Regions from separate parts of the Homo sapiens genome. Here region 2 is linked to region 1. A link is an interaction called in ENCODE POLR2A ChIA-PET data of the cell type or tissue named here. Cell type or tissue: A673. All regions are shown on one strand. Links, peaks and the distances in the headings refer to the core of each region. The heading gives the core; the rest is flanking DNA. Region 1 overlaps SPATA16 (spermatogenesis associated 16). Region 2 has its middle 87 kb from the start of ECT2.

Region 1 (16,886 bases), core at 3,869-11,868:
CACCGACCTCATCAGAAAAGTCTTAAAGCATTAGGTGACTGTCAAGCTCGCAGTGACAGATATAAGTTTTCCAAAATACTAATTTTTGCTTGAAAGCTCAAAATTTTATCACTAGCAATATATACTGTCAGTTGTGTTCCTTTAAGTGACAGGCACACATTTCATTTTTTAGAAAATGTCTGCCAAATTTCAAGTCTGATAATCATAATTTGTTAGCCATTCTTCCAAGTAAAATATAGTGTTCCATAGAAACAGTGCCTAAGTCAGCTCACAAATGTAAACAATGGAACAAGTGCAGAAGTGCTTTTCCCCAAGACAGCTATTATATTTTGGTATGCAGAAGAAGTGCTTGATGCATACTTCTTACATCATCCTACCAAATGTTAAAGAGACATGTACTCAAGGATTGAAATTTATTAAAAAAAAAAAAAATAGAGGCTGAGTGTCCATAATGGTAAAGAATACACTCAGTGAATACCAGAACAGTTTGGTATCACCTGTTTGCTTCCTGCAAAGAAGCCAGCTGTTTTCCCTACCATGCTTTTGCAACATTGGTGCAAATGTCAATACAGTGAAAAGGGAAAATAATTTCTTAATATTATTATGAAAATTTACCTCATGAGCCCCCTGAAAATGTCAAGGAACCTATAGAAAATTTGCAGGCTGCACGTTGAGAACCACTCTACTTTTTCACAGCATCCTTGGCATTCTCCCAGCATTTGGATTTTTCATCAGAATAGTTGCAATAGTTGTCTTCTTTAAAAGTGTTTCCATTATGTGCTTTCTTAGTAATCCCTGAAGCATTAGTAGTTTCTTTCATAAAATTAAAAATCCTTTCACTATTGAACAGCCCTTAATAGACTCCCACCTTCCCCAATGATCAATTTATTGCTTTAGCCAAGCTAATTTACAGGGCGGTTGTTAATATGGCTTACCATCATCCTCTATCACCAAGTCATTTCTGAGGCACTCTCCCAGTTTGAATTTTCTACCTTCCTTCCTTTGATGTGACTATTTCAAAGGCAGCTCAAAACTCACTTTCTTCGGATTTCTTTCCAGATTAGCCCTTTTTAAGTTTTAAATTGTCCTATCATTGCAAATCCCCTTCCTAAACCTTTTATTTTTCCATCTCCCTTGCAAGCATCGCACAGTTTAACTGTTTCAAGTTTTGATGTGTTGATTACTGGTTATGTATGTATTTTTATTATTTCTCTCAAGTAGGTTAACACTTAGTTGAGGGCTAGTCAGTTAGTATCCAATGTAGCATTTTCAACAAACACAACACAATATATGCTGTTGTCATTATATTCACAGAAATGGCAGCACTACTAAAAATATCTGGAAAGCGTATTCTTTCCAAAGTAATGTGCTGTGACACTCTATTTGGTGCAAGTCACAACAGGTTGAGACTCAATACAGTGAGCCAAAGAAGACAGAATGTCAAAATGAGAGATTTAATAATCGGTGTCAATCAAGAAAGGAGTGTGTATTACAAAGAAAAACCATTAATACATTCATTTATAATATTACTAATTAGTAGATTTCCTTAATGGGAATCACTTAAAGAAACAGTAGTTTGATCTATAACTAAACCTTGAATCCAGTATTGAGATAATTCCCATATCAAAGTCCATATCCAATTCAAATTTTGACTTTAAACTTTCAAACTATACTATATAACCTGGTGGTTTAGCTGGGCTGGACATTATCTACATAAATACAATGTCCATTGTGGAACTCCCATTAATTCTGTTAATTTAGCAAAGGAAAATCAGAGACAATATTTAGAAGTCCTACAATGTCATAAAGCGTAGGAATAACAATCAATATTTCTCTTTTGGTAAAAGGGCCACAAAGGGCTTAAGTAGGTAAAATATTGTTACCTGGATGTAATTTAATACTTCCACGAATCAAAAAATTATGATGTTAATATGAGTAATTTTAATACCTGATAGACAAATTGTTTTGATTTTTCTGTCAAACTTCCCTCTAATTCTAAGACTCTAACATCAAAAATCCCTCTAATTTTCAGACTCTAAAAGAAATAAGGATATGATTTTATTATCCAATAAAATTATGTAATGGAATTCAGTATACTATATTTCAGTTCATTTTAAAATTTCTTGTGTAATTTGCTATTTGAAGGCAGCATAAAAAATAATAGAATGCAGACAAACACTTATTTCCATACAATAAGGCTACTCAAAATATTAGTTTAAGTATGTATTTACCTTTCTGGCTCTTTTCTTTAAAACCTGAACAGTGGCTGGAACATGGTTTATACTCAAAAATTATTGCCGAATGAATCATAAGTAATTTCCAATAGGTAGAACAGAGGGAAGTTTATTCATTGTACCTTTCAAAGTAATCATTCTAAAATACATCTCAGCCAGGCGCGGCAGCTCACTCCTGTAATCCCAGCTCTTTGGGAGGCTGAGGCAGACAGATCACTTGAGATCAGGAGTTCAAGATCAGCCTGGCCAACATAGTGAAACCCCGTCTGTACTAAAAATACAAAAATTAGCCAGGCGTGGTGGTGCACACCTGTAGTCCCAGCTACCTGGGAGGCTGAGGCAGGAGAATCGCTTGAACTTGGGAGGCAGAAGTTGCAGAGAGCCAAGATAATGCCACTGCACTTCAGCCTGGGTGTCAGAGTGAGACTCCGTCCCCCCTAAAAACTAAACTAAAATAAAATAAACCTCACCCAAGTAACACAGCGAATGGAAAAAAACATGTGAAACTCAACACACTGCTCTTGAACCACCATCACCAATCCTCCACCCTCCCCTCCAGTATTAGACAGACAGATGTGTAGGGCCTTACATCTACATCTTTGGTTTCTGAACCTTGAGAGCTTTTCTACAAGAGAGGTGATAGCTGATATTTTGGTTCACAGACTCCAAAGGAAAGATAATAGGGCCAACACTGTATTATTTTTTAAGAGAAAATGTCAAGAACGAAAAATGAAAATGTCAAAAGATAGGTTGATATACTGTATTACTTAAAGACTATTTTGTTGGGAGAACTGACCAAGTGATTTACTAACAGCTTTTACCAGACAGACTCGGGATTACAATGTAGATGAAGAAATAAATGGGAATTTATTTCACGTTCACTCTATCCAGGCATTTGACAGATGAAAGAAAAAATGGAAAGACACAATTACAGTCTACAAAGATGAGGATCTTTTTTCAGATTTTCAAATTATAAAAAAATATATATTTTTTCTTGGGAATTGTTTTCAAATGCCCTACTTATCTATCTCTACGCTGATATTATTACATTAACTGCCTTTTGTTCCTGATCACATCTGCCTAAGGTAGAAACTGTAAGATTGTGTACATTTGATGTTCAACTGGGATACAGGCACAAAAGTTGGTGGAGAGTGATCCTTGATATATTCAGGTCACAAGAGATGTAGATCTCATTCATGAACCTTAGATATGATTAGGTTCTCTGGAGGCTCTTGAGGAAATGTTGTTCAGCCACTTTATTAACATTGCTTTATTCTGTAAACATTTATTGACTGCCTATTATGTGCCAGGCATTCACTTAGGTGCTGAATATATAAAGGTGAATGATAACGGTGAGTATTACTTCCCATTATGGAGAAGTCTGCGGTGGATAAAGAGTAATTAACTGAGTAAGAAAGTCGAAGAAATGTAGAAAAAAATAAATGTTCTCTATTGCTCAAGAAGGCATTTCACTGCATGCCTCTAAAGATCCAGTAATCATACCTACTTTTGATGGTTATTTGATGCATGTTAACTGGTAATACTCCTTTGGATGAAGAACATGGAAGGCTTGAAGCCCTAGGCGACTCCCTTCTAAAAGTTCTTATTTTTTGGTATAGATGATCCATTAAATGTATTATTTGAATCCCCCACTGTATAATTATAAATTCTGTCTTCCTAAACAAGGTAATGTCATACTCAAATTTTAGAGTAAAATATACTTAAACATAGATCCTGATGATTTTTAATGTGTTTTCATTACTAGCTCTATAAAGAAGATAGACCATATAACATTTCTTTCTGACTATATATTTTTCAGTGTTGTGACAATATAGCAAATTCTTTTAAGTAATTATTTCATAAATTATTTGTCATGTCAAGAAATAGGTGTTTGTTGTTCACTTGAGATAATTCAATAATTTAATATTTTTCACATTTAATTAGTTGCAGAATTAATTGTAATTTTGGGGATAAAACATGAAAGACAATATTTGAGTTGTTTTCTGTTTGACTTCTCAAAACCTCATTTTCTTCTGCTGTGCCACATACATGCTGAGATCTCAAGTAATATTTGAGAATGATTTCTTGTTGTTATTTCCCTGAAGTTAGGTTCTACTTTCATGCTTTTGCAAAAACATACTCTGCTAGTGTTTTGGCAGAGCTATATGCTTTGTTTGACAATAATCTACAGTAATTTTCTTATTTCAAAATCCAATGCCTTTATTTCTAATTTTATGGTCTAATACTTTGTAAAGCAGTTCTTTTTCTCAATGTAAATTAAATTGGGTTATTCCATTTTTCTATCTTGATTATCTATTGAAGATATTTAAACTGACTGCATGAACTTTTTAAAAGCAGAGGACTATTATACTTTATTTTAGTTTTAATTTAATTCTAATGATCAATCTTTTGTAGCAAGTCAATTGACTAAATAAGACAAAACCACTAAGATTCACTGAATCTCTGTATAGTGACAGCACTGTTGCATAAGTTTTCTTTCTATTCTCATTTTTTACCTACCCCAGAATTTAAGTTACTAGATTGAGATTTAGTACTATGCCAACAGCCCATGTTGAAAGACTCTCTAAGAAGCAACAATATGGAACACTCGCTGATTTTTCTGTAAATCTGTTACTGAGAACACAGATTGTTACATTATAGGGCATCTTTGGATAAGCTCATCTTTCTGATTGTAGGCCAAGAAATACTTGAGTTGAACAATTGCTTGTTTAATACTGGCTATGCGACCCTCTTTTCATTAGCTACCAGCAAATTTAGATGTGTAGTCATTTCAATCAAACTTTTAGGATCTTAAGATATAATATTTGTGCACTAACCTCATCCAGGCTTCATCTTAACTCTCCCTACTTTTAATCTTGCTTCCACATTCAGTTATTTTTGTTGTCGTTTTAACTGTGGTAAAATATACATAACATAAAATGTACGATCTTACCCAGTGTTAAGTGTACAGTTCAATTGTGTTAAGTACTTTCACGTTGTGCAGGCAATTTCCAGAACTCTTCCAATCTTGCAAAACTAAAAGTCTATGCCTATTAAATAACAAATCCCTGTTCCCCTTTCCTCCTGTCCCCTGGCAATCACCATTCTGCTTCCTGTCCCCATAAATTTGACTACTCCAGGTACATCAATGAAAATGGAAACATACAGTATTTCTCTCTTTGTGTCTGGCTTATTTCACAAAGTATAATGTCTGAAGTGCATTCATGTTGTAGCATGTGTCTTAATTTTCTTGCTTTTTAAGTCTGAAGAGTATTCCATTGTATGTTAGATACCATGTTTTGTTAATCCATTCATCCATCAATGGACGTTGGGTTGCTTCTACCTTTTGATTATTTTGAATAATGCTGCTTTGAACATGAGGATACAAATATTTCCTGGAGACTCTGATTTCAATTATTTTAGGTATATACACAGGAGTGGAATTGCTGGATCATGTAGTAATTATATTTTTTAACTTTTTGAGGAACTTCCATACTTTGTTCTATAGTGGGTGCATCATTTTACAATCCCACAAACAGTGCACAAGCATTCTAATTTCTCCACATCCTTGCCAACACTTTTTTATTTCTGATTTTTTATAGTAGCTATTCTAATGGGTGTGAGATGGTATCTCATTGTGGTTTTGGTTTGAATTTCCCTAACAATTAGTGATGTAAACATCTTTTCATATGCTTATTGGCCCTTGGTATATCACCTTTGGAAAAATGTCTATTAAAGTTCTTTGTCCATTTTTAACAGGGTTGTCTTTTAAATTGTTGTTAACTCAAAGAAGTTTCTTATATATTCTGGATATCAACCCTGTAACAGATATAAGATTTGCAAATATTTTCTCCCATTCTGTGGGCTGCTGTGTTACTCTGTTTATATTGTCCTTTGATGAACAGAAGTTTTTAATTTTGATACAGTCCGATTTGTTTATTTTTATTTATTTCCTGTGAGTTATTTTTACTTTCATTTAACTTCATAAGTATTTTATAAGCTACCTTAATCCCTTCCTAGGACAGAATATAGATAGACAGGTAGGTGGGTGGGTAGATAGATAGATAGATAGATAGATAGATAGATAGATAGATAGATAGTAAAGTAACCACTCTGTCTTCAATATTAGGCATCCTGTCACTTACCTGTGATATCTTAATTTTCCCATTGTTATGAATGCTTTTCAAATTTATTAATGGCATGAATGTAACAAATAGGTCTTACACATCTGAACAAAAGCTATCCATAATTTCTGAATGTGGTGGCATGCACCTGTGGTCCCAGCTACTAAGGTTGAGGCTGCAGTAAACCATGATCACACCATTACACTCTAGCCTTGGCAACAGAGCAAAGCCCTGTATAAAAATAAAAATAAAAATCTATCCCTATGGGGAGAAAATTACCCATGTGTATAGCAGTTTTGCATATCTTGTGACCAAGGCGCTGACTGGTCTTTGCTCCAGACTATCTTTTCAAAGATGGTTGTGTGGCAAACAGCCTTAGAAGGAAAGACAAGTCTTTTTACTGCCTTGCCAGGTGTACTGTTTCCCCCTAGAGCAAAAGATAGGCAACCTTACAGCCCATTACAAAATATTCACATTCTCTAAACTCATATTTTTCTCATGTGGTACAACCTAGTGCATGTGAAGGTGTCACCTGAGCTTCCTTTCACCACCATCTGGGATCTATGGTTCAGAGAACCAGTAAAACAAACAAACAAACAACAACAAAACAAACAAACAAAAAAAAAACTCTGATTACTGTTATTGCTGTGAACAATAAACTGTCCTTTGTCTCTGACCCTGGAGGCTCATACCTTCTACCAGCTTCCATAAAACTGCTTCAAGCTAACTTGTTAGTTTGCAAGTAGGGAAAAAAAACTCAGACTCTTCACAGTGCTGGATAATGCATTATAAGAAATTTTCGTGAATATACTTGAAAGTCATTTAGCCTTATCTCCCACTCAGTGAGGAATTTATTCTACATGTCCTGACAGATGGCATTCTAAATATCATTTAAATGTTTCCAGTAAAAGGAAATTCTCCTGAAAGCCTGTTGCATCATTGGTTAGTAAGTCCCCCCTTATGTTGAACTGAGCTATTTGTAGCTTTATAACTGGTTTTTGCCTGGCCTCATCTGATATTACATAGAATAATTATTCTATATTCCATATGGAAGGGCATTGTATTTGAATATATTTACTGAGGCTGATATTATTTTACTCTCTAAACATATTTATTTCATTCCATATTCTTCACACACTATGTTTTCCAGATCACTCATTCTAGACAGCTTCCGATATGGTGATGATCTTCACAGATGCTCAGAACTATAGATGAATTCAAGGGACTATATGGTGAAGGCACAATTCAGTGAAAACATCACTTGTTATTTGAAAACAATGTGTTATATTGATTTAGCACAAAATTTTATGTGCAATTTTTGTAGCTCTATTATATTATCATATCATTTAGCTTGCAGTTAAAATATTCAGATTTTTTCCATATGATCAAACTCAAGCCATGATTATCTTTATAAAATGATTGTTTATAACTAAGATTTTTTATTTTTAAACAGTCCATATTATTTTAAATTTTGCTTACGTCATCAGTGATATAAGTTCCTGTTGCAGTAAAATTTATGCCGTCTGAAAATTTTATCGACATCCTTTCAATTTCTTAATCTTAGTTCACTAATGAAAATAAGGTCCACAAAAAGGGCTAAAGACATTTCATTAGATTCCTTATTTCATAATAACACAGATCATACTTACATAGCATTAATCAGTTATTCAATTGGTTATAATCTACGAAATGATGCTATTATCCAGCATAAATGTCATCATCTTATCCATAAAGTTATCATGATTCGCTGAAATTAAAACATTCCATGTTCCTAGCTTTCTCTAGATCTACCACCTATTTCTATTTTAAGAACATCAGCAAGTTATTAAAAGAATAAGAGGAGTGTTGCCTCGGGAGGATGAAACAATCACTACTTTGCTAACAGCCAAGACAATGGTAACTAGATGGGCATCTTTGCCTAAAAAAGAAATTGAAAGAAAGAAAGAGAGAGAGAGAAAGGAAGGAAGGAAGGAAGGAAGGAAGGAAGGAAGGAAGGAAGGAAGGAAGGAAAGAAGGAAGGGAGGGAGGGAGGGAGGGAGGGAGGGAGGGAGGGAGGGAGAAAAAATAAATTTGTTCCCTAATCCCTAGTCTCATATAAAGCTAAAGTCTAAAGTACCTGGGGTAGTGATAGCAGATATTCACATTCTCAGCATCCAGGCAAAAATCCATAGCTTCTGATTGAGAAGTAGAAGCAAAACATATGTCTCTGGGGAAGAAGTCAGAAATTATCCTGTTCCCATAGCCACTGAAGGAAGGGTAAAGCATAAACCCTCTGCTTTGGGGAAGAGATAAAGAGAGATAGAAACCTCTCTTGGGCCCGGGGAAGATACCAAGAGGAGTTCTGCTACCACTAGACAAGAAGCAGAAAACACTCTCTAAAATGAGACCAACCACATATTCAATGCAGGGGTTGGCTGCTATAAGGAAGAGTCCCAGAATGAGGAGGAAAAGGAGAGAGAGGAATGGGACAGAGAAAAAAAGCAAGAATTTTCCAAAATTAAAGGGAAAACAGTAAAATTCAAGTCTGAGAAGCTTAGAGAATTCTGAGGGAAGTAAAACAAAACAAAACAACAGCAACAACAACAAATGGTACTGGAGGTGATAAACAGTACAATAGGGCAAAGAAAATAAACAAATGTTATAGGCTGGAAAGAAATAAATAAGTCATCTTTAGTTGCAGAAGATGTAATCATCTATTTAGAAAATCCCAAAGTATTTTTGGAAAAGCTTTTGGAACTAATAATTAAGCTTAGTAGTATGATGTAGCAGAATACAAGGTCAACGTAAAAAATCAATTATGTTTCTATAAATTAGCAATGAACAATAAGAATTGAAATTTAAAAATCATTGCCAATTATAAGAGCAACAAAAAATATCAAATGTTTGGAATAAATCTAATGAAGTTTGTGTGAGATTTTCATGCTGAAAACTACAAAACATTGATGAAAGAAATTAAATAAAGCCTTAATTATGGAGAAAAGTGCTATATTTATTGATCAGATGACTCAATATTATTAAGATGTCAATAGATCTTAAAGTTTTCTATACACTTATCAAAATCCCAGCAGACATTTTAGCAATTAACAGGCTACTTTCTAAAATGTAAACAGAAAAGTACAGAATTTCAATAAGTCCAAACAATGTTAGAGGGGAAAAAAAAGAACAAAGTTGGGAGGACTTAAACTACCTGATTTAAAGATTTATTATAAATCTATAGTAGTCAAAACTGTTATAATGGCATAAGATAGACAAATAAATCACCAGAACAGAATATTCCATTCCGAAATTGACTCACACAGATATGGTTAATTGATTTTTGATAATCATGTCAAGGTTATTCAATAGAGAAAGAATAGTCTTTACAATGAGTAGTGCCGGGAAAATTGCAGATTTATAAGCAAAATAAAATGTCTTTATCTTTACCTCACACCATAAACAAATTCAACTCCAATAGTTTATAACTGTTAAAACTATCAAACTTTTTGAAGAAAATATGAAAGAAATTCTTTGTCACCTTGGATTAAGCAAAGTTTTCTTAAATAGTATATTTTAAAGGTATAAACTATAAAAGAAAAACAGTCGATAAGTTGGACATCATCAAAAATCTTCTGCTCTTCAAAAGAAACTATTGAGAATATTAAAAGACAAGCCACAGACTCAGAGAAAAATATGTGCAGTATATGTATCTTACAAAGAATTTGTATCCAGAGTACATAAAGAACCCTTACAACACACTAATAAGGAAAAAAAATGCCCAGTTTTTTAAAATGGCAAAAGATTAACAAGAACTTCACAAAAGAATATACACAAATGGCCAATAATCACATGAAAAGATCCTCAACATCTTTAGTTACTAGGGAAATGCAAACTAAAGCCACAATGAGATACCATCTACACCTATCACAGTCGCTAAAACTTTAAACACAACACACGCATACATGCTGATCATACCAGTTCTGGCGACGATGCAAAGCAACTGGAACTTTCATGCATTGCTGGAGAGAATGCAGGATAGTACAACTGCTTTGGAAAGACGTTTAGGAGTTTCTCACAAAGTTGAGCATATGCTTAGAATAGGACCCAGTATTCTCACTCCCCTGTATTTTACCATAAGAAATGAAAGCTTATATCAAAAGATTTGTATATGAATGTTTACAGCAACAGAAACAACAGAGTGTTCATCAGTTGGTGAATGAATAAACAAATTGTGGAAACTGCTAATAGTTAAGCAGTAAAAGGAAGCAAACTATTGATACATACAATAATATGGATGAATCTCAAAACCATTATTCTAAGTGAAAGAAGCCGTACGCATAGGGTATATACTATATTATTCCATTTAAGTGATATTCTAGAGAAGGTAAAACTATAAATTTGGAAAATAGATCAGTGGTTGCCAGAAACTGGGCATAAGGGAAGAAAATTGATTAAAAAGGAAAATGAGAGAACTGTTTAGTACGGTTGTAAATTTCTGTATCTCTATTGTGTTGATGGCTATGTATTTGTCGAAACAGACCAAACTATATACTTTTAAAAAGTGAATACTACTGTATATAAATTATAACTCAATAAAACTGACTTAAATAAAAACATGTTAGAAAAAATTTAACTTTCTGAAAAGTATTATAGAACATGAATATAAACAATGAGAATATTGCCTTTAAAAACAAGCTGGGTTTAAAATGGTAATAATCACCATTAAAATTTACTTTTCAAAAGATTTCCCAAGGAATTTGAATGAAGTAAAAGGTGTCTAGAAGTTTTATTTAAATCATTAAAAATTTAATGTTATCTCCAGTGGTTTCAGACTAACAATACCTTAGAAATAAATATATTATTTCTTCTACATTCCATTAAAATATTTTCAACACTGAACCATTTATTAATTTTCATATATAGCAGAAGAAGAAATTGTCCAAGATATTCTCTATTTACATTGTAATAAAATGGGAAATTAACAGTAAAAGTTATAAGAAAAAAATACCCTTTTGAAATTGAACAATGCTGTCCTAAATAATTCTTTAAAGAGGAATTAAAATCTATAATTAGAGACTGGGAGAAAAAACTATAATGAGAATAAAATATACTCTATCATTCTTAAGGATATGGTCAAAGCTAAAATTATTGTAAAAATTCAAACCTCTAAATGCTTTCTTTAAAAAGAAAACATAAATTTTCTATATGTCAAGAATAAGAGAAATAATAAAAATAAATTTCAGAGAGGACAAATATTGATTAATAAGTATAAAAACAAATGAATAAATCAAAAATAAAACAGTAGAATTAATAGCTAAACCTAATATCAGTTTGATTGAAAAGACAAAATATAAAACCTCTAGCAACTTAATTTTAGTATACGATTTCATAAAAATCATAGCATTATTTTTTAAATGAATTTTTTTATTTGTTCATTTCTCATCCTGGATGTAGTTTTATTTTATTATTCACTTTCTCAATCCTTGGCTTTAATATTCTGTATTAATTTTGATACCTTTCTTGAATCATTAATTAACCTAATTCATCAATACAAAAGATCAAAGGAAAGTCCACAAGATCATTTTGATAGATTCAAAGAATATTTTTAAAAATTATTTACTTCTGGTAACTCTTGGAAAATAACACATAGAATGATACTTCTTTTTTTCTTAAATTGATCAATAATAATAATTATCAATGAAATATTGAAACACTCTTAGATCACCCTACTTATCTAAATTCTTTTTCTAAAAAATTTAGCCTATGTAGTAAGAGAAAAAAATAGTTATAAATACTGAAAAGTAGTAACCAAACATCATTATTTGCAGATGATGTAAATAAAATTAAATTATTGCGATATTAAGTTATAAGGGTACAAAATAAATATTTTTAAAAATACATGTTTAAATGCTATGCTATCAATAAGAGTTTGGAAAATATAATAGAAAAAAATCCCATACCTATTGTGCATACATGTAGTGTTTCTCAAACCTTAATGTGCATACAGATCAACTAAGAATCTCGTTAAAATGTGATTCAGTAGGTTTGAGGTGGGAATCAAGATTTCACATTTTTAGCAAGCTCCCAGGTCCTGATGCTGATTATATTCATAGTAATATATTTATATATATTTATTCTATACATTTTATATAATTCTTAAGCTTTAAAATTCTACATGAGAATATATATGCAAATATGTGTGTGCATATACATAGATATGTGAATATAGACATATTGACATATATTCTCATGCAGAGTTTTCAAACTTAAGAATTAACAAGAAATTAGTAAAATTTCTGTTTTTTTAAAAAAGTTAAAATATTACAAGTAATTAGTAAAACTTCTATTTAAAAAAACTTTAAAATATTACTGGGAGACACAAAAGAATATTTGAATAAAGAAGAGAAATGCCACATTCCTGTATGGGAAGACAATAATATAAAAATGTCTATTCTTCCTAAATTTTAATCTAATGTCTTTAGTTTAATACCAATAAAAATCACCAAATGATCTTTTTGTAGCTGGAAGAAACAAAAATGATAAAGTTCAACAGGAAGAATAAATATGCCATATTAACTAACAAATATATTCACATAGAGGACATTAGGCAGTTGTTTCCCTTCTGGAAATTAAAATCTATTATAAAATAAAGATAATTAGAGCATTTTCTGTCACAGAATTAGGCAGATCAAAAGCATGGGCTACAAAGCCCAGCCATAGACCCAAGTGTGCATATGAACTTAGTGTATAATAAACGTGGCATATCAAATCACGAGAGAAGGATGGATTATTTATCAAGCGAATTGGGAAACCTGAGATAATTACCAAAATAGACTTATATTCGAGCCTCATCAGTGTACAAATTTAGGGCTTAATAAAATAAGCACACACACACACACACACACACACACACACACACATACACAAGCATCAAATCATGTGAACTTTAATAAAAAAGATAAATTTTAAAGTATCCACAAATAGAAATCATAAAAAGCACAAGATTTACCACAGGTAACAAATTTGTTTTAAAAATAAACTTTCATTTACTATAATATATATTATTTTACAGGATCCCATTGTTTTAGAAAGGGGTGAATCAATGGAGTAGGCAATCATTGCCCATTACTAACTCCTTTTCTTCTGACAAAAATTCAATGACGTCTATCATTTAGCTAGTCTCTAACATGGTTCTTGTTTTTTACCAAAAGCCCTATCAGCATAGCTAAATCAGAGTTTTTTCCTCTGTGATAAAATCAGACCAATCAGCTCTGAGATTGCTCTCTGATTACAATTGTAGTTTTTTTTTTTTTCACTGTAACTGCAGTGAGATTGTCCATTTTGGTCACAGGCTGCCTCCTGCAGCTTTCCAAATGGCATCAAATGACAAATGATTAAGAACTTTTCAAAAGACAGATCATCATTTCCCCTACAAGTTGCACACGACATAAAATATATCTTTAAAAGGGTATGTCATTTTAGAAAGCATCGATAAATTAATAAAAGTATAAAAGCTAGGCTTTACAACTGCCACTAGCATTTCCTTGCCAAATATCTAACAGGGGCGTAAGATAAGCACACAGTGAATGCTGCAATAATTATAAAAGTCAAAAATAATAAATTGCCAAATAAAATATTTCATCTCAAATTACCAAATATTCTTTTATAATTACACTTTCAGAGTAGAGACTGGGTCTGTGTCTTCCTTCGGTCCCTCTTATGAAGCCGGGAATCATATGGTTTAGGGCAGAGTGGTGTTATGATTAAAAGAACCTAGTCCGTCTAGCAATAGTGATTTCTAAACTCATGTCCTCTACTTGCATTTCTTCAACACCATACAGAGGAATTATAATTACAAGTAATTTTTTTTTAATTCCTATCTTTTTATAAATCACACTGTAATGGTTCCGATAGTGTCAACCTCACCAGCCCTCACTACTCACAAAAATCTTCTCTGCCTACATCCAAAGCAACTCTGATGCCTTCTCTTCTCTCTCCTCTCTCTCTTTTGATAAGCTCTTTCTTCACTACCCCTCCTTCCCAGCACACCTCATCCTTGTCTCCAATCTAATCTACTTTTGTCAGAAGAACTTGTCTGACAGAGCAAGATTCTTGGAGAATAGCTCGGCAAAGCAAAAACATTACATCATAGGCAAAAAGATGCCAAAGGCTGGAAACATCCATTCAGTAAGGATTTTGTCCCATCAAATTTGTAGATGCTAACTAAACATGCATGAGTGAATAAGTGAATAAAGTAATAGGGAGTACACCTCATAGACTTGTGGATGAAATAAATAAATAAATAAATAAATAAATAAATAAATAAATAAATAAAAAGTAATAGGGAAGAATTACCTATCCTGTGGAAGAAAGTTGTCAGAATCAGAAAACCCAGTCCCTGGACAAAGCTCTGCCCTCAGCTACTCTGACTTACCTTTACAAAATTGCTTCTATAGGGACAAAATATATAAACATGATTTTCAAACATTCTCTTTTTCTGAAGTAATAAAAAATATTCATGGTAAATATTAGTATTATAGTTTTGTCTTGATATTAAATGAACCCATGTGATCATTTTAACATTTCCAACATTTTAATCAAAACACACCAAAGCAAACGATCTGTGTTCTTGAGGGATTAATGTATTCATTTGCAAAAATCCTTGTCATAGAGTACAGTAAAACCTCATTAACTCAGACCCGTCTAATTCAGAAATCACCATAGGAAAGGCAGTGTGATATAATACAATGCTCTGTGGCTAGACATGGAGAACCAAAAAACTTTAGACAGCTCTTTAACTAGTTATGCATGATTTTAGAAAGTTCCGTCTTCCTCTACTTTCTGCTGATTTGTGTTTGAAGTGAGCTAAGTTATACAGTCGATCCATCTCATCATCATACGATTCTATGATTATCCACAGGCCAGACAGATTTTTTTCTACTTTATTCTTTTTATATGCAGTGTTTCTGGGAATTGAATTATTTTCGTCTGCATGTTTTTAATGTGGAATACCTGAAGAGCCCTGAGAGGTCACACAAGTTTCCTAAATTTGTGCAATTATGATTATGTGCATTTTTCTGGACAGAGGTTCAGACTTTTTATCTGGTTCCCGAAAGCACTGTATACCTCTCAAAAAAAGGTTAAGAACCACTTACTTTAATAATGAACTAATTCCAAGTGATTCCCATCAACTTGTAAAAATAGGCTCACAAAATGTTGCTTAATAATCATGCGTTGGTTCTGTAACATTCTGTAGCCCACATTGATAAATACAGTAGAAGCTACATTTCGAACTTTCACTAATGGCTGGGTCCCCATTTGGTGATAGGGCATGGACTGCATCCAGCTAGTTGACCCTGTTATATCAAACACCTTGAGCAATACCTACCCATAATAGGCTCTCAATGAAGCAAGGAAGAGAAAGGTCTACCCCTTTATCTCTAGGAGAAGAAGGCAGCTAGGGAGATCATTTCACATCTAGGTTTGGATTGAGATTCCAGAACTCTGTGAGATAATGGAAGAGTCAGCAGGTAAGGACAGTTAGTTCATCTTATCCACAAGTCAAGCCTTGTCATTTCAGTCAAGAAAAAACAGAGGTCCAAAGTGAGGAAAGGCCTTAACAAAAGGGTCAAGACCAAGACTAGATCCCTTAACCAACAGTACAGGTCTTCTCTTACACCCAGCTGGGAGAAAACACAGAACCTAATTATGGAATTCAAATGAACATGTCACCCAAATTCCAGTTCCTCTTTTTTTTTTTTTTCTGAGACGAAGTCTCGCTCTTGTCCCCCAGGCTGGAGTGCAGTGGCGCGATCTCACTGCAACCTCTGCCTCCCGGGTTCAAGCAATTCTCCTGCTTCAGCCTCCCGAGTAGCTGAGATTACAGGCGCCTGCCACCATGCCTGGCTAATTTTTGTATTTTTTAGTAGAGACAGGGTTTCACCATGTTGGCCAGGCTGTTCTTGAACTCATGACCTCAGGTGATCTACCCACTTCGGCCTCCCAAAGTGCTGGGATTACAGGCATGAGCCACCGCACCCAGCCTCCAGTTCCTTTTTTTTTTTTTAACTGAAATTCAGCAACTAACAATCTCTTTCTTCATTAAAAGTAGACATACCATAAATAACCTGCTTTTTCCCTGATTTATTGAAATAAAAATTCATTTAAAAACAAATAAAATAGCACCATGTCTTATATGTAACATAAGTTGAATTCAAATTCTTTGCCATTGTCATATCTGTAAAAATATCCAGTCCCATAAATAAAATTTCTTTGATAATGCAAACTTAATTAGTTTTTCAATAATGCTTGTTTATTTGTCTTAATTGCCAATTACGGGGGGCGGGGAAGGGCTCCTTTCACTAGTATCTTTAAAAACACATAGTATATAAAATTGAATGCCTGTGATTTCATTCCATTGCACTTGTGGTAATTGTCTTTTAAAACCCAAATAACATTTGCATTTCTTTTACCTTTTTACAGGAGCATTGTTTTAAACCCAGCCTATTTCCGGAATCATCTTCGTCAAGCAACAGTGTTTAGATGTCTGGAG
Region 2 (16,886 bases), core at 3,325-11,324, 190 kb after region 1:
ATTTTTATTTTTAGTAGAGACAGGGTTTCAACATGTTGTCCAGGATGGCCTCCATCTCTTGACCTCGTGATCTGCTCACCTTGGCCTCCCAAAGTGCTGGGATTACAGGCGTGAACCTGTTTAAACCTTCCTATGCACCTGCATAGTAACACTTCCAAGGATTTTTGCATAAATATACTGTACAAAATATCAACTACATAATTATTTCATACTTAATGGGCTTTTTAGTGGGTATGTTTTTATGTAATATGCAACAATACAACAGAATATCTAATAGAAATTAGTTTTCCTTATGTACTATAGCAGGCATAATTTTTAATATAAAATAAAAGCTACTGTGTGTTTTAAAGTTATGTCATAAATACAAATAACATTTAGTTAAATAAAATAAGCAAACATGGAAATTTTACAAAATGATTACTAACCAAATAAAGAGAGGTTTAGAGAGAGGGAGATGGAGGTTGCAGGCAGGTAGATGTTAATACTGCTCAGTCGATGTGAAGCCGAGTGGGAATGAGCTGGCAGAGAGTGAGTGGAGCGTCAAATGCCTGTGGTTCACCTGTTTTCAAGTCCAAGGATCTTATGTACGCTCATCTCTTTTTGGATCTTGAGACACTAGAGGTGCATGGCTATGAACCATTATCTGTAATGGCAGATAAAGTTATGGACCAAAACAAAACAAAACAAACTTTGCAAAAACAAGTATTTTATCTGCATAATTTCACGTTTCCTAAAGACCCAGCAATGAGCATTTATTGCTCCTCTTCTTTCCCTTCCTGGGCTGTAGAATGAGCAACTAGTTGAACAAGTTCTGTGGTCATACGTTAAGGTCTTTTTACCATCCACTTCACTAAATCTAGCCCTCTTCACAAGATTTAGGATTTTTGCTTTGCGTTAATCACTTCCCTGAAACCTTGGAAGTCAGCAACATATTGCAGTACTAGTTTCTCCCATAGTCCATTCATTGTTTGTTATGATACATGCCAAACCCAGTTGATAAATGTGAAGACCTTCTGAATGTCAAAACTCTTCTATAAATTCTGTGCTGAAACAGTGTTGCCTGCATCATCACACCATATATCAGCATATAAGTGCCACATACTGCATCACCATCTGCAAACAATATGCCTTGAAGGCTGTAGTGATTCAGGTCCAGAGGCTATGATAATGGCATCATGCTGGAAGGCAAAAAGTCCATTGCGATATTATCTCCATAACTGTCAACACTAGAAGGACATCTGGGAGCTTAGTCTATTATCAAAGGAGCCTTGTTTGCAAGTTTTCCATCCGTGTGTACTCTGATGAATAGAGACAGCTCCTCATGTAATCACTGAAAGCTGCCTTGGTCATCCTATCTTTACGAGCTGAATATTACACAGCAGGCAATTCACTCTCCCTTAGTCGCTAAAAGGCACTGGGGCTTTTGAAGTGATACACAAGCAGAGGTTTTAGCTTAACTTCACATTCACTTAAAAGTAGTGTTAGACTACTTTGGATGCTTTATGTTCTGGCATTTTTGTCTTCTTTTCTGAAGTGAACATACAAGATGGCATACATTTCCAAAGCAGATCAATTCCATCAACATTAAAAATGTGCTGTGCAGTTGAATCACCTTTGTCAATAGCGTTCAGCAATTCACAGGCTCGTACTTCTTCACAGGCTTTTCAGCACTCTTAGAAGACATTTTCATATAATAATGTGGGGATCTGATACGATAATGCACTACATGTTGAAACTGCAAGCACAAGATTCAGTGTTGTCAAGAGAAGAGCTGAGAATCTACCGCAGCAACTCTATTTTCTCCCCAGAATTTGTGCACAAATCAAACAGTCTTACTGCTGTGACAATGTAGATTTCTTATAACAAGTTTTCCTTTCAGATAGTGAATTCAAGAAAAAAATTTTACAAGCTCTTAAAACAAATATTTGGATAGTGAGATTCAGATGGCAAGGGATGTCCATTACAGTATAAGGAGAATATGAAAGGACATAAATCAAGGTTAATAGTAACCATCCCTGAAAGTTGGGACAGAATCATTTTAATAATTTTTCTTTTGGTTCCTCAATGTTTCTAGTCTATCTAAAATGAATAGGTATCAATTTTATAGTTTAAATGGAGAATATAGATACATTGCTAGATTGAAATGCCATCTACCTAGACTAACACAGTATTTCATGCCTACATTGTTTTGAGCCTCAAAGCAGAAAAGCTCGTCAACAATATTTCCTATACACTTATAAGATTTCAGTAAAGATCGAATAAGATATTAAATGGGACTCTTTTTGCATCATTTAAGAAGGCAAAGGAGGTGTCAGAAAACTAATTTTTTAACCTTTAGCTCAACACCACATAAAGGATATAAGAGGCCCTTATAGAAGAGGCCTTTGTAGAAAAGGCCAAGAAAGAAAATTAGGAGAATGTGCTCTCACATTTTCCCTCCTTCATCCACTGAGGAGGAAGAAAGATGTTTCCCTTTTACCTCAAGCTTAAAGAAAAAGGCTTTCAGGAGAACATTTATAGAGGTTGATAAGGGTTTCCTGCAATGTGTAGGGCACTGGTGTCTGACATACCCTGGAGGATTTACCCCCTGAGATAGGAGAACCCAGAAAGAGGCGAGGTTGGAGAAGGCTCTCCCTACACATGCACCAGTAGAGAGGCATGGCACTACCAGGCAAGTAAGGTATTTCCTGTCCCTGACTTCTTCTGTCTTCCCCAAGTCAGGGGAAACTGAGACATGGCGGTGGAAGGTAAGGGTGTAGCAAGGAAGGAGAGAGAGAAAATGGTAAGACCTGGAAAGAAGCAAGACGCCTTCTTTACCACCACAGGCTTCCAACTCAACCTGGGGGAGGAGAAAAGTTTCACTTCACATGAAGTACAGTGTTGATGATCTCAGTGGACTGAACAGAATGATGGCTACAAGGAGACTATCCCAGTGAATGAAATTGAATGGAAACAGTGGTTTTTGTTTTCTTTTGTTTTTTGTTTTTTTGTTTGTTTGTTTTTGAATAAGAAAACTGGAGCTGGCCACGGTGGCTCAAACCTGTAATCCCAGCACTTTGGGAGGCCGAGGCAGGCAGATTACCTGAGGTCAGGAGTTCGAGACCAACCTGGCCAATACAGCGAAACCCCATCTCTATAAAAAATACAAAAAAAATTAGCCGGGCATGGTGGCGGGCACCTGTAATCCCAGCTACTCAGGAGGCTGAGGCAGAAGAGTTGCTTGAACCCGGGACGCAGAGGTTGTGATGAGCTGAGATCGTGCCATTGCACTCCAGCCTGGGCAAAAAGAGCGAAACTCTGCCTCGAAACAAAAAAACCAAAAACAAACAAACTAAAAAAGAGTAAGAAAACTGGGAGATTAACTTTCATAAAAAGGGTGGGGAAAATCTAATGGCATTAAATGGTTAGCGATTGTGGTGTGGGAAGTGGGAGAATAAAGTTGCTTATAATCCTGCCCTATGGAGTTCTGCTCGTTCATATTACTAAAACTCCTACGTGCATCATATTGCTATCTTTACTGTAAAGAAGTTACGAAGTACATCATTCTCTACATTTCACATATGTGCTTTACTAGAACCCACAGGAAGTAATTCGCCCCAGTCTTTTTCCAGCAATAGTTCTCCACAGCAAACTGTTTTTATGCTGTGTGCAATGTGGATTAATGAACTTGACCTGCTGGCTGTGGAAATGGTTTTGGTCAGCCGTTAGATGCTCGGAATAAAATGTGTGGTACATTCCTAACAAATGCACCGGTCACTCTGAAGTAACTTTGGGTCCCAATCTCAATCCCAGCTTCATCCTACCATTCCTACTCTTTTCTTCATTGTTCTTATTTATCTTTTTGTGTAGTATGTATTTATGTAAGCCATCTCAAATTCTTTCTGTACTGTGGCAGGGCAATAAATACATTTATCACAAATGCCTATAGACCTAGCTTAAAATAATTTGCACTAAAATTAATCTTGAACATAATTTAACTTTGTTCTAGTGATTCTGAAGATGCTTTGGGGTCTTGCTTTGCCTTAAAGACATCAATATGAACATCCATTTTTATTGTGCTAAAAGTGTGATTAAGTTGATAGAGGACTCCAATTAATAATGGTGGATCTGATAACAAAGTTTTCTCTGTGTTATTAGCCTGGGTTGGGTAGGAGGTGGCGAATAAGGTTCTGAAATCATTTTCTTTAATGTTTAGGTATTTCTAAGTAAATATTCATCTATGTGTAAGCCATTTAATTTTAAAGAAGCAAATGCTGTTTATACCTGACAATGCTATTTGTACACATTTAAGATTATATACATATATATATACACACATACATACATTATATATATATACACACACACATACGTATATACATACACATATCACTTTGACTATTTAGGATGTGGACCAAATAGGGTTTCTAATTCAAACTGCAGTTTAAGCACAAATGATTATCTAATAATTCCAAGAAAGTGTGAAGAAATAATCCGGTAGAAGTGGACAGAAGGGGGATACATCAGTAGGCAAGAGGTTTAAACACATTTCTAAGAGATGGAAAGAAGATGGAAGCCTATTGAAAGATGAAACCAAACGAGAAGGCAAGGACCCAGAATTCAGAAAGGAGGGAAGGAAGGAAAGAACGAAGGAAGGAAGGAAGGAAGGAAGGAAGGAAGGAAGGAAGGAAGGAAAGGAAGGAGGGAGGGAGGGAAGGAGGTTAACATTGATTGCAGACAGGCTCCAAGTTCAGGGTCAGAGGAACAAATCGGGGCAAAGGGAGCTGAAAGGAAGGGGTTAATTAAAATTCTACTACACAACACTCCAGGAGGGGGAGGGGGAGGGTTATCAAAACAGGAGAAAGGAGGAAGGTAATAAGAAATAGCAGGGTAAAGAACTGTACGAGAAAGTCATGCCCAAAAACCATGGAAACTAAAATGTGACATGATTTTGAGCAATTGAGAGAATTAATAAGAAATAAAAATTAATTAGAACTGGATGCAAGGATCATTTGGCTTTGACTGGTACCAAAATTGAAACATCGAATTTATAATCCTAAAGCATTAATTGTCTCTATAATGAACAATATTCACTTAGTCGTAATAATGTAAATATCGTATACTAATTTTCAGCTTTTGAATTAACCTACAAACCAAACCTGGGAAACTTAAAAACGTTACATAGCAGAATGTAATTGTTATCAGGAGACACAGGGTGAAAGGGGAAAGGTGAAGTGCAGGCAAGGCTAGGGGCTCTAACAGCCTCCTCTATGGGGAGCAGCAAAGCATACTCTTGACTGCACAGATAATACAACCATCCCAGTTCTACCACTTAACTGATGACCTTGAACAAGTCAGTTTCATAACTGCTCTGTGCCTCAGTTTCCATGTCTCAAAATGAGGATAATAATTCTCTGATATGAGGAGAAAATGAATTTATTGTATGTGAAGTGTTTAGAACTGTGCCTGGCGTACAGTAAGCACTCAAATGTTTAATATTATCTAACACCATTAATATTCAAATCTAAAAATCACTTTTAAATCTAAAAAAAAACAATTATTGTATGTTGGGAGGTGGGAGGAGAGGAAGGGAGGGGAGACATAGCTTAAATAGACTAAACACTTTTCAGCTTCTCAGAACTTCAGCTAATAAGTGACGTCTAAAGCTGACAGCTGAAGAAAAAGTAGTGTTTTGTATTTCAAGTTAGAAACACTTAAACCAGAAATAATTACAAGCATTTATTATTTTTTCTAATTAAATAAATAATTACACAATTATTCTTTTTAAAATAAAGTTATCATACATTTGGCAATTCTATGAATGCCAAAATCCCCAAAGCCAAACAAATCAAGCTGAATCTATTCTTTTACAAGAGAATTCAGTCTGCCAGCTTTAGTTGGAAGTGAAAAGTAATCTCTCAGCCTACGATATTTTCCCAAGTCTTTGCTGCACTTTCCAGGGTGATAGCAATGCCACACCTCTTGGCAGCGAGACTCCAACCTTGGGGAAATATAATATTAGTGCCGTATGTCACAGTTTCAAACTGCACTAAAATTCTACTGGCCCTTGGCCCAATTTCATATGGCTCATGTGTCTGCTTCCCGGCTACAGCTTGTGGGGGCAACTTGTGTGGAAGGCTAAGACACTCTCTCTAAGAGATGGCTACATGGGTTGTCAGTTTTCACACTTGTTGAAGGCAGGTGATCAGTGAAGGGTTATTACCACCTGTAGGAATGCGACAGCTCTTCGACCCTTCTGGTCTCTCAGAGCCGACGCCTTTTTCATCTCTTTGACCAACACTCCTCCATACAATGATTATAATCTGTATTCTTCCTAAGGCGCATCTTACAGGAAGATGTTAGATTAACACCTTCTGGAGGGACTAAAACCCCAATGATATTTAAGCATACATTGAAGGTGGTTATTCTTCATTTTAGTGATAAACTTGGTTCACTTTCCCTGTATACAGCTTTGCAATAGATAGTGAAACAATGTCAACAGTTATTGATCACCTACTATTTGTCAGGTTCTGTATTAGGAGTTGACAATGTAGTCTAACAGATAAATCAGACAAAAATGTAATGGAATGTAATAAATTCTATGATGATGATAAACACAGGGTGCTCTTGGAACATACAGGAGGGAACTAACTCAGCCTGGGAAGAAGAGTAGAGCATCAAGTAAGGCTTGCAAATACGGAGAAAATAGGCAAGCACAAAAGGAGAGGAAGGTAACTCTAGGTAGAGGGTACAGCACAGATAAAGAGCTGGGAAGGGTTTATATGGAGAAGTCATACTTTTAGGGAGGTAGAAGAGGGCCAGATAATAAAGGGAGGGCTTCTATGATGTGCTAAGGAGAGAATATTTTTCTGAAGGTCTCTAAAAGGGACATCAAAACACTTCAAGCAGAAAAATAATATAGTCATTTTGTTTTAAGATTATTCTGGCTATAAAAAGTGGCTAGCAGAAGGAGTACAGGAAGATCAGTTGAAAGGTGAACCAGACATGTCTTATGGGCCACTTTAAACCCTCTCAGCCCCACCTCTTCCTACTGGAGCCACTGCTGGAGGATGTGCCACCACTTCTCACTCCTGTCCCAGGAATTTCTGAGGCTTTGGAGTATCAATACCTCTGGGCATTCATGCAAGTACAATCTGGAATTGCCAGGGACTTACTATTATTGGACCGTTCTTGAGCAACTGGGCTGGAAGCTGAGTGATCAATGCTTCTCCCTTTCACACCCCAGATGAAAAGTTCCCACAGGACTCAGCAACAGTGGGTTGTGGTAGTGGCTAACCCGATATAGCAAAACCGTGTTGGCATTCCTTCCTTCTCTGTTTCTTCACTTCAACTCCTCATGATAAACAACCTCTAAATAAACCTAACACAAGTCTTTGTTCCAGATTCTGCCTTTATGGAACCTAGTTTAAGAATGAAGATTACCAGATAAATCCAGGAGAAAGTCATGTGTACATGAAATAAGGCATGGTAATGAAAATGGAGACAAGGGAATGGATTATTCATTCACAAGATCTCAAGGACGTGGGATCAACACCTTGGCTATGAGGAATAAGGAAGAAAGATAAGCCTATGCCTAGGAGAATTCTCAGGTATCTGACTCAGGTGGTGGAGTGGATAGGGATACCATTCACAGAAAGCCATACAGAAACAAAATAGCCAGGCACAGCAGCTCACGCCTGTAATCCTAGCACTTTGGGAGGCCGAGGCAGGAGGCGTTGCTTGAACCCAGGAGTTCAACACCAACCTTGGCAACATAGTGAGACCCTGTATCCATAAAAATAATAATAATAATATTTTTTTAAAGGAGAGTGGTATTGAAGAAATGAAGGAAGGGTGTTTGTCTCTTGGATTTGTAGGAGTTCTTTCTATATCCTAGATACGAGTCTTTTATAGGGTATGTGGGTCTTTGAACACGCAAGTGTGAGGTGCTTTTAAATCAAGGGGACGATGCCCTGTGGCAGTTTTACATACATATATATACATGGTGTAAATGTGTAAGATGCAAAGAAATGAAGAGGAAAGATGGACATTTAGGGAACATCTGCAGGTAAGGGGTGGGCAAAAGATTTTGTGAAATACACTGAGTTGTGGTTCAATATGTAGGAGAAAACAGTGGTGACACAGTGGATTAGACAGGGTTCTCTAGAGAGGTGACCAATAGGATGAATGGAGGGAGGGATGGATGAATACCTAGAGAGAGAGGAGAGAGAGGGAAAGAGAGAGAGAGAGACAGAGAAAGAGAGAGACTTAGGGGAATTGGCAGTCTGCAAACTGGAGACCCTGGGATTTCTATAGTGTGGTTCAGTCCAGTCCAAGTCCTATAGCTTTAGAATCACGGAAGCTGATGCTGTAATTCGCAGTCTAAGGTCAAAGGTCTGAAACCCAGGAAGTGGTGATGAGGGAGAAGGGGGTACTGGTGTAGGTCTTGCAGTCCAAAGCCTGGAGCTCTGATGACCAAGGGCAGAAGAGTGTGTACCAGCTCTGAGAGAAAGAGACTAAATCTTTTCCTCTTTTTGTTCTATCGGGGCTCTTAGCCTACACACATTGAGGGTGGATCTCCTATACTCAGTCCACTGACTCAAGTGCCAATGGCCCCTGGAAACACCCTCTCACACACCTAAAAACACTACTTTGCCAGTTCTCTAGATATTCCTTAATTCAGTCAAGTTGACACCTAAAATTAACCATCACACAGAGGACTCAAAGGAAAAAAGAGGCTGGGAGGGGTGGCTCATGCCTGTAATCCCCCAGCACATTGGGAGGCCAAGGCAAGTGGATCACTTGAGCCCAGAAGTTCAAGACCAGCTTGGGCGACATGGCAAGACTCTGTCTCTACAAAAAAAATACAAAATATATCCAGGTGTGGTGGCCTGCACCTGTAATTCCCACTACTGCAGAGGCTGAGGTGGGAGAATGGCTTGAACCCAGGAAGTTGAGGCTGCAGTAAGCCGAGTTCACGCCACTGCACTTTAGCCTGGGCAAAGAGAGTGAGACTCTGTTTCAAGAAAAAAGGAGAACCGTGTTTTTAAAAGGTGCAAATAGTTTACAAGACAGAACCAGAGGGTCCAACAGATGAGAACCGAAAAGTATTTATTAGATTTGACAAACAGGAAGTCATTGGTAACTCTGGCAAATTCGTTTTCATGGAGAAGTAGATACAGAAGCCAAATAGCAGAGGATTACAGAGTAATTGGGGGACCAATAAAGACAGGCAGAAACAACAACATAAGATTCTCTGCTCCCCCTACTGGCGATGGATGGATGGATGGATAGATAGATAGACAGCTAAATAACCTGTTCATCATTTTAAAATTCAGACAATAGAGGAAAGAAGAAAGATTTTTAAAAATCACCCTTGGTGCCATTCATAGATAACAACTGCTACAATTTTGGTCTATCTCCCTTTAGACTTTCTCTTATTTATATGCATTACTTTTAGCAAAAATGTCACCATATTCTATATAACACTTTATAACCTGTTTTCTTTGTATAACAATAGGTAATGAACATCTTTCCAGGTCTATAAATCTATATTTACAATGTCATTTGTAACGGCTGTGTAGATTCCATGGCACGAATGTATCACAACTTAAATAACCAATTCCCTGTTAAAGGACATAAAACATTTTTGTATTGACAACTCTGCAATACAACTATACACATTTGCCTATTTGCACAGGATCAGTTTCTAGGAGACTGACTGGATTAAAGGATATGTTTATTTTGTTGAAAGATTCTGATAAAATGATGCACCAGAATGTTTATAGCCCAAGCATTCTGTAAAAGCATACCCTTGACAACGCTGCATCATTCTTTTTGATATCTGCCTATGTGATTTTTAAAATAGCATCTTACTTTTTTGTATTTGCTTGTTTCCTCGTAATGTTGAATGTCTTCATATATTTATTGGTAGCTCTTGATGAACTGCCTGCTAATGACTTGTCCATTCATCATATTTATATCTTGATACAACAGCTTTATGTATTAAATATGGCATTTGACTTTGACTGTTAGGGATGTTACCAATATTTTCCAGCTCTTCATTTGCCTTTTGATTTTGTCTGGGGCACTTTAAAGCACTTTTTATTTTGTTAGTTCTTCCATTATAAAAAATAGGTATGTTCAAAAATAACTAAATCTTATTTTTTTTCCATCCAATTTTAAGCCCCGGGGCTAATCAGTATCAACTGAAATATATTTTTGTATTTTCAAAAATACATGAAAGTTCTCTATTTGGTATATTCAGGGATATCTTTTTTCACTTATGGCCCTTGATGCCATGCTTAGAAAGGCTCCCCAAAACTATATAAATATTTGCCTTTGTTTCTTTCTAGTATTTTTAGTGTTTACATTAAAAATTCTAATCTAGCTAGAATTTATCCTGGTATTTGATGAGACATATGGATCTAAGTTGTTTTTCCCCAAAGGGTTGGCTAATTGAGTCTCATTTATCAATACTATAGTTTTCTCTTTCCAAAATGATTTGAAGTAAAACCTTTGTCATAAATTTAATTTTTGTATATTATTAAGTCTCTTTCTAAACTTTCTATTCTATTCCATTAATTTGTTTGTTTTGGTGCCAGTACCGTAATGTTCTAAGTATTGCCACTTTGAATTTTTAACAATAAGAACACTAATTAACATTTACAATAAGAATAATAATTAACATTATTACTACATGCCAGTGTGCAATGTACCATATTAAATGCTTTACATAGATCATCTCTTTTACTTCTCATAGTATCCAATGATATAAGGGACTATTAGTATCATCTCCAGTTCATTTTTAAAAAAATTATAATAATGATAAATAATTTGTTAACTACTAGTTGGGTATCAGGCACTATTCTAAGTGGAATTTTCACAGTCGACCTATGAGGGAGGCACTATTATTACCTCCATTTTATAGACAAAAGTGATATAAAAAGAGGTGAAGCAATTTATCCAAAGCCACCCAGTTAGTTACAAATGGATGAAGCTGGAATTCAATCCCAGGCAGACTTATTTCAACGCAACCTATGCTATTCTGCTAAAAAATTTTAAATGATAATAAAAGTAAATTTTATTATCATTTTTAATATTTAAAAGTAAATTTTAAAAGACTTCATTACACATTATTTTGCTGGAATTTTGTTGGTTTTTTTCCTCACAAATAATTTTATAAGATCCCTTGGTACTGGCTGTGTGCAGTGGCTCATGTCTGTAATCCCAGCACTCTGGGAGGCCGAGAAGGGCGGATTGCTTGAGTCCGGGAGTTCAAGACCACCCTGGGCAACTGGAATGAGACTCTGTCTCAAATTAAAAAAAAAAAAAAAAAAGAGTTTTTTTGGGGGTTGGGGAGGCTTTCTATCGCCCAGGCTGGAGTGCAGCGGTGCAATCTCAGCTCACTGCAGCCTCGACATCCCTGGCTCAGGCAATTCTTCCACCTCAGCCTCCTGAATAGCTGGGACTACAGGTGCGCCACCACACCCTACTAATTTTTGTATTTTTGTAGAGACAGGGTATCTCCATGTTGCCCAGGCTGGTCTTGAACTCGTGAGCTCACATGATACCCCTACCTCTACCCACAAAGTCCTGGGATTACAGGTGTGAGCCACTGCACCAAGCCAAGTATTTTCAATATATATGCCCTTTGCCATATGACTTGAAAATTTTTTTATGGTCTTTTAAAATCTTTTGAGTATATAGAATTTTTCATCATATAAAAACAAGTTATTTTTATGAAGTTAAGCACAACTATCTTGACTTTTTTGCTTCTGGGTTTTTCTAACACATCAAGTTTACAAAATATTTTCCTAAATTTCATTCTATATTTTACACTTTTATATTTTAAAACTGAATTTATTTTCAAAATGATATGAACTGTAGATATAATTTTGCTTTTTCCAGACGGATAGCCCATTATGCCAGCATATTTATAAATAAATTACCCTTAGCCATCAAATTAAAATGCACTCTTACCATTTATTAGTTTCTCATAACATTCTGATCTTTCTTCTGAATATTTTTATATTGTTTACTAATATAGTTTTCCATTACCATTACCGTACTACGTGGATTTAATTATGGTAGCTTTGAGGTGTTGATACCTGAGAAGACAAGTCTTCCCTCATTAATTTAGAAAAGAATTTTGACTGGTCTCAGCTGTTTTCCTCTACAAACTTTAGAATCATTTCAACCTGTTTAAAAAAAAAAAAAAAAAAAGGAGAAGTCAAAAAGTAAGACTCTAAGTGGAAATGCAGTGAATTTATATATTAATTTGGGGGAAATTGTTTTAAATATTAGGTATTCCCATCTAGGATAAATCAGTCTCTACAATCATTAAAGATTGATTCTCGACTTTTAACGACGGTTTCCATAGTACCTGTACCTTTTTATTAAATTTATCCCAAGGGACAAATCATATACTTTAGAACTACTGTAAAATTTTTTTTTCATTTTTAAATGTTTAAGTTTTTTCTTCAAATGCTAACTGGATATTTCTATGTTGAAGAAAAGCTTTTGATTTTTGTATATCTATTGTGTAACCAGTCGAATATTAATTCTATGAGATTTTTAGGAAATCTCTGAAATATATAGCCACATTATCTGCAAAAGAATAACACTGTTGCTTATTCTTTTTTAAAAAATTATATTAATTAATAATTTAATTAATAATTAATTGATTTAAAATTATATTAATTAATTAATAATTTCTTGTATTATTGGACTTAGCTAAAATTTTAAAAACCAAATAGTTGTGGTAATGGAGGGTTAATTTAACGTTTTCTTAATCTAATGCAATGGTGTTAATATTTTATTATGTACTGTGCTATCTGTTCATTGTTATAAAAAGTCTTTACATGTTTAGGTGATTATCCTCTATTGCTATTTTATTTGGATGATATCTTTCCTTTTAAAAAATTCTAGTTTGAGATTTTTAAAAAGTAGTTGGGCATGCATTTCCTTGCCCTTCGTCGCATTCCTTCTGTGGAGTGCTGAGGCAGGAGTAAGAGTTCTGCAGCCATTTCAGATGCTGAAAGGGAAATTGTCTGTCAAGAATGGCAAAGCAACCCTAGCAGCCCTGGACCACCCACCTCTGTAATTTGAGAAATAGGCCGGGCACGGGCGCGGTGGCTCACGCCTGTAATCCCAGCACTTTGGGAGGCCGAGGTGGGTGGATCACGAGATCAGGAGTTCCAGACCAGCCTGGCCAAGATGGTGAAACCCCGTCTCTACTAAAAATACACAAAAAAAAATTAGCTGGGCTTGGTGGCGGGCGTCTGTAATCCCAGCTACTCAGAGGCTGAGGCAAGGAATTGTTTGAACCCGGGAGTCGGAGGTTGCAGTGAGCCAAAATGGCGCCACTGCACTCCAGCCTGGGTGACAGAGTGAGACTCCATCTCAAAAAAAGAAGAAAATAAAGAAACTTTTATTGTATTTTTTAAAAATTCTACTTTGAAATATATAATACACACAACTTAAAATATAAAGTGCACGTTGTGAGAATAACAAAATAAATAGCCACTTAGTACTGTAATGGTAATAGACAACTAGATTAGTAAACAATATAAAATATCCAGAAGAAAGATCAGAATGTTACAAGAAACTGATAAATGGTAAGAGTGCATTTTAATTTGAGGGCATGTACACGTGTACAGCGTGTACATAGTACGCATGTACATCCCATCTTGTTTAGGAACTTAAAAATTTCCAGTACCTTAGACAGCCGCTCTGTGCTCCTCCCTGACCGCCATTTCTCTGCCTACACGCATTCCCCCAAGATGTTACTATTATCCGGAATAGCACATTCATCTTTAGAGTGATAGCGCGACCTATCCCTAAATAACTCAATTTTCCTTGTTTTAAATTTTATGTAGGTAGAACAATGCTATGGATATTTTTCCGATTTGCTTTTTCACTCAGTATGTTCTGAAAATTATGTTATTGCATATAGTTAGCAAGCATTTATTTTCATGGCTATATGTCAATCAATTGTCCTATTGATAGACATTTGGGTTGTTTCAATTTGGGAATATTATAAGCAGTGCAGCTGCGGACATTCTTGTGCACATGTTTGCTTGTGCACATGTGTTTCCCTAGGTAAGAATGGATATAAATTTGGTCATGTACAACTTCTCTATATAATAACAAACTGACTTCTGTTCAATAAATCAATTTACTTATCAATATGTCAATTTATTTATCCTTGCACCAAATAAGATACTGTTTATAAGCCTTAATATTTGGGAAAGCAAATTATTTCACCTGTTCTTCATGAATATGTTAACTGCCCTTGGCTTTTTGCTCTATGCAGTGAATTTTAAAATCAGCTAGTTTCATAAATTAAAATTTTTATTCAAGATATATAATCAATTTGGGAGATTCCTATCTAAGAATTCTCCATTTACTTAGATCTTATTTAATGTGTTCTAAGAAGGTTTCAATTTTCTCCATAAAAGTCTTGCAGATTTTCCGTTAGAATTATTTCTAGCATTTCATATTTTTCATTGCTATTGTCTATTGTAATGGTTGCCTTTTTTTTTTTTTTACAGCTTCTGATTTTTTTCTGGGGTATAGAAATAGAATTGATTTTTACTTATTGACTAGAAACTTATTAAACTTATCTTATGAATGGCGTCACTGGACTTATCAGGATGCTGTGACACCCCAGGAGTGCTACTCAGAAGAGCAGAAGGCCTACTTTTCCAGTCTGCCTGCCCAAGGATTGGCCCTGTGTGGCTTGGCTCAGCCCTCAGAGAAGCCTCGCTCTCCATACCCTGACTTTCCCTTCACCACACTCACCCCCAAGAAGCCTCAAAAGCTCAGCAGAGCCCACGGCCTCTCCACCTGGATCCCCTGTCCCTTGATACCTTTCTTCCCTGTGGGACCCCAATTTATGGTGGTACTTGATAGGCCTTTGGCAAAGCAAGAGGTTTCATTTTGGGTACAAGATGACTATTTTTGATAACGTGGTAGAGATCTTCCATGAAGATAACAAGGCTCAAGGAAGTTAGGTTTGGCCAAGGCAAGTCAAAAGCCCAGGAAGATCTAGAATTCTCATCTGCCTTCGAATATGGGACTCTTACATGTGTTACTATTTCTATGCAGTGCCCCAAGATGCTAATTTTTATAGGGCCTCAAGGGCAAACATCCCCTAGAATATCTACCTCATAGGGTTCTTGTGGAGATTGAATTAACACAGGTAAAACATTTGGGAAAAAACAAACTTGATTATAACACAGTGTATTAGTCCATTCTAATATTGATATAAATTTCTGACTTTCCAGTTTCAGGCTTTTTTTTTTTTTTTTTTTTTTTTTTTGAGATGGAGTCCCACTCTGTCACCGAGGCTGGAGTGCAGTGGCGCAATCTTGCCTCACTGCAACCCCTGCCTCCCGGGTTCAAGCGATTATCATGCCTCAGCCTCCCGAGTAGCTGGAATTACAGGCCTGCACCACCATGCCTGGCTAATTTTTGTATTTTTAGTAGAGATGGGGTTTCACCATATTGGCCAGGCTGGTCTCGAAATCCTGACCTCAGGTCATCCGCCCACGTTGGCCTCCCAAAATGCTGAGATTACGGGTGTGAGCCACCACACCTGGCCAGTTTCAGGCCTTTATATACAGTAACAACTATGAACATTCTTACACATGGATCCTAGTATTCATATTTCTAAATTTCTCTGGCAATATCGAGGATTAGAATTGTTGGGTTTCAAAGTATGCGTATCTTAAACTTTACTGATTAATGACCAAGTGTTTTATACATAGTTACACAATTTACACTCCTACCAACAGCAACTTCTTATCTCGTAAAGGAAGAAATTTCTCTTTGCTTTCCATTTGTGCTAAGCCACAATGGTGCATGTGCAATGGAATCTGATTTGCAATCCTGCATTATGGATTAGATTGAACATTTTAAAATAAGTTTTTTAGCCTTTTGGATTTCCTCACTTTTGCTGTTGCTGTTGTTGTTGACAGAGTCACACTCTGTGGCCCAGGGGCACTATTTCGGCTCATTGCAACCTTCATCTCCCGTATTCAAGGAGTTCTCCTGCCTCAGCCTCTTGAGTAGCTGGGACTACAGGCACGTGCCACCACATCTGGCTAATTTTTGTATTTTTGGTAGAGATGGGATTTCACCATGTTGGCCAGGCTGGTCTTGAACTCCTGGCCTCAAGTGATCCACCTGCCTCAGCCTCCCAAAGTGCTGGGAATACAAGTGTCAGCCACCGTGCCCAGCCAGGATTCCCTCACTTATGAAGTACCTGTTTTTCTATAGGAATGTCTGACTTTTTTTTTTTTTAGTTTTTTATATAGTCTGGATATGAGTCCTTTTGTCATTTACATGTATTGTGAACATCTACTCTGTGACTTTGTCTTTTAATGATGTCTTTTCATGACTGGAAGTTCTTAATTTTAATGTAGACATCAATCATGCCTTCTATAATTAACTTTTGGAAAAATGTGTAAGTAATCTTTTCTAACCCCAGACAGATTAAGATACTCTCCTATATTATCTAGTAAAATCTTCATAGTTTTACCTTTCATATTTAAATCTATAATTCTCTTTTAATTCAAATCTGCATAAAATGTGAAGAAGAGATTTTATTTCTTTTTTAAAATAAAGATACCAATTTTTGGCTGGGCGCCGAGACCAAGGGCTAAAGCTGGGAGACTGAAAAAATGCAGACCACTGGGGCACTGTTCATTTCTCCGGCTCAGATCCACTGTTGCACCAGGTGTCTAACCAGGCCTGTGTCTGCCTCCTTCTTGAATAGCCCAGAGAGTTCATCTAAACAGCCTTCCCACAGCAGCTCCCCACTCCAGGTGGCCAGACAGGAGTTCCAGACCAGTGTTGTCTCCTGGGACATTGACACAGCAACCAATTTATTGGTGCTGAGG

The links. Peaks named below come from ENCODE experiments on the same cell type or tissue, not always from the same donor. Only the 100,000 strongest peaks of a DNase experiment are listed, where the experiment ranks them.
Region 2: POLR2A ChIA-PET joins it to region 1 with 6 read pairs; 2 of 35 experiments call an interaction of 5 or more read pairs at or near these places.

The regions. Positions count from the first base shown.
Region 1 is chr3:173,019,506-173,036,391 of GRCh38, reverse strand. SPATA16 (spermatogenesis associated 16) reads left to right here. Exons shown (of 11, transcript NM_031955.6): 4 at 16,817-16,886. Among named protein-coding and RNA genes, the nearest start is that of SPATA16, 110 kb to the left of the region's middle. In A673, for the core only: no CTCF peak of the experiment used is centred there; DNase peaks (open chromatin) are centred at 8,211 and 8,561; H3K27ac peaks cover 2,387 bases.
Region 2 is chr3:172,828,954-172,845,839 of GRCh38, reverse strand. It overlaps a transcript of ECT2 not described here, the pseudogene ATP5MC1P4 and the pseudogene MMACHCP1. Among named protein-coding and RNA genes, the nearest start is that of ECT2, 87 kb to the right of the region's middle. In A673, for the core only: a CTCF peak has its summit at 9,262 (motif pointing left); DNase peaks (open chromatin) are centred at 4,689 and 9,219.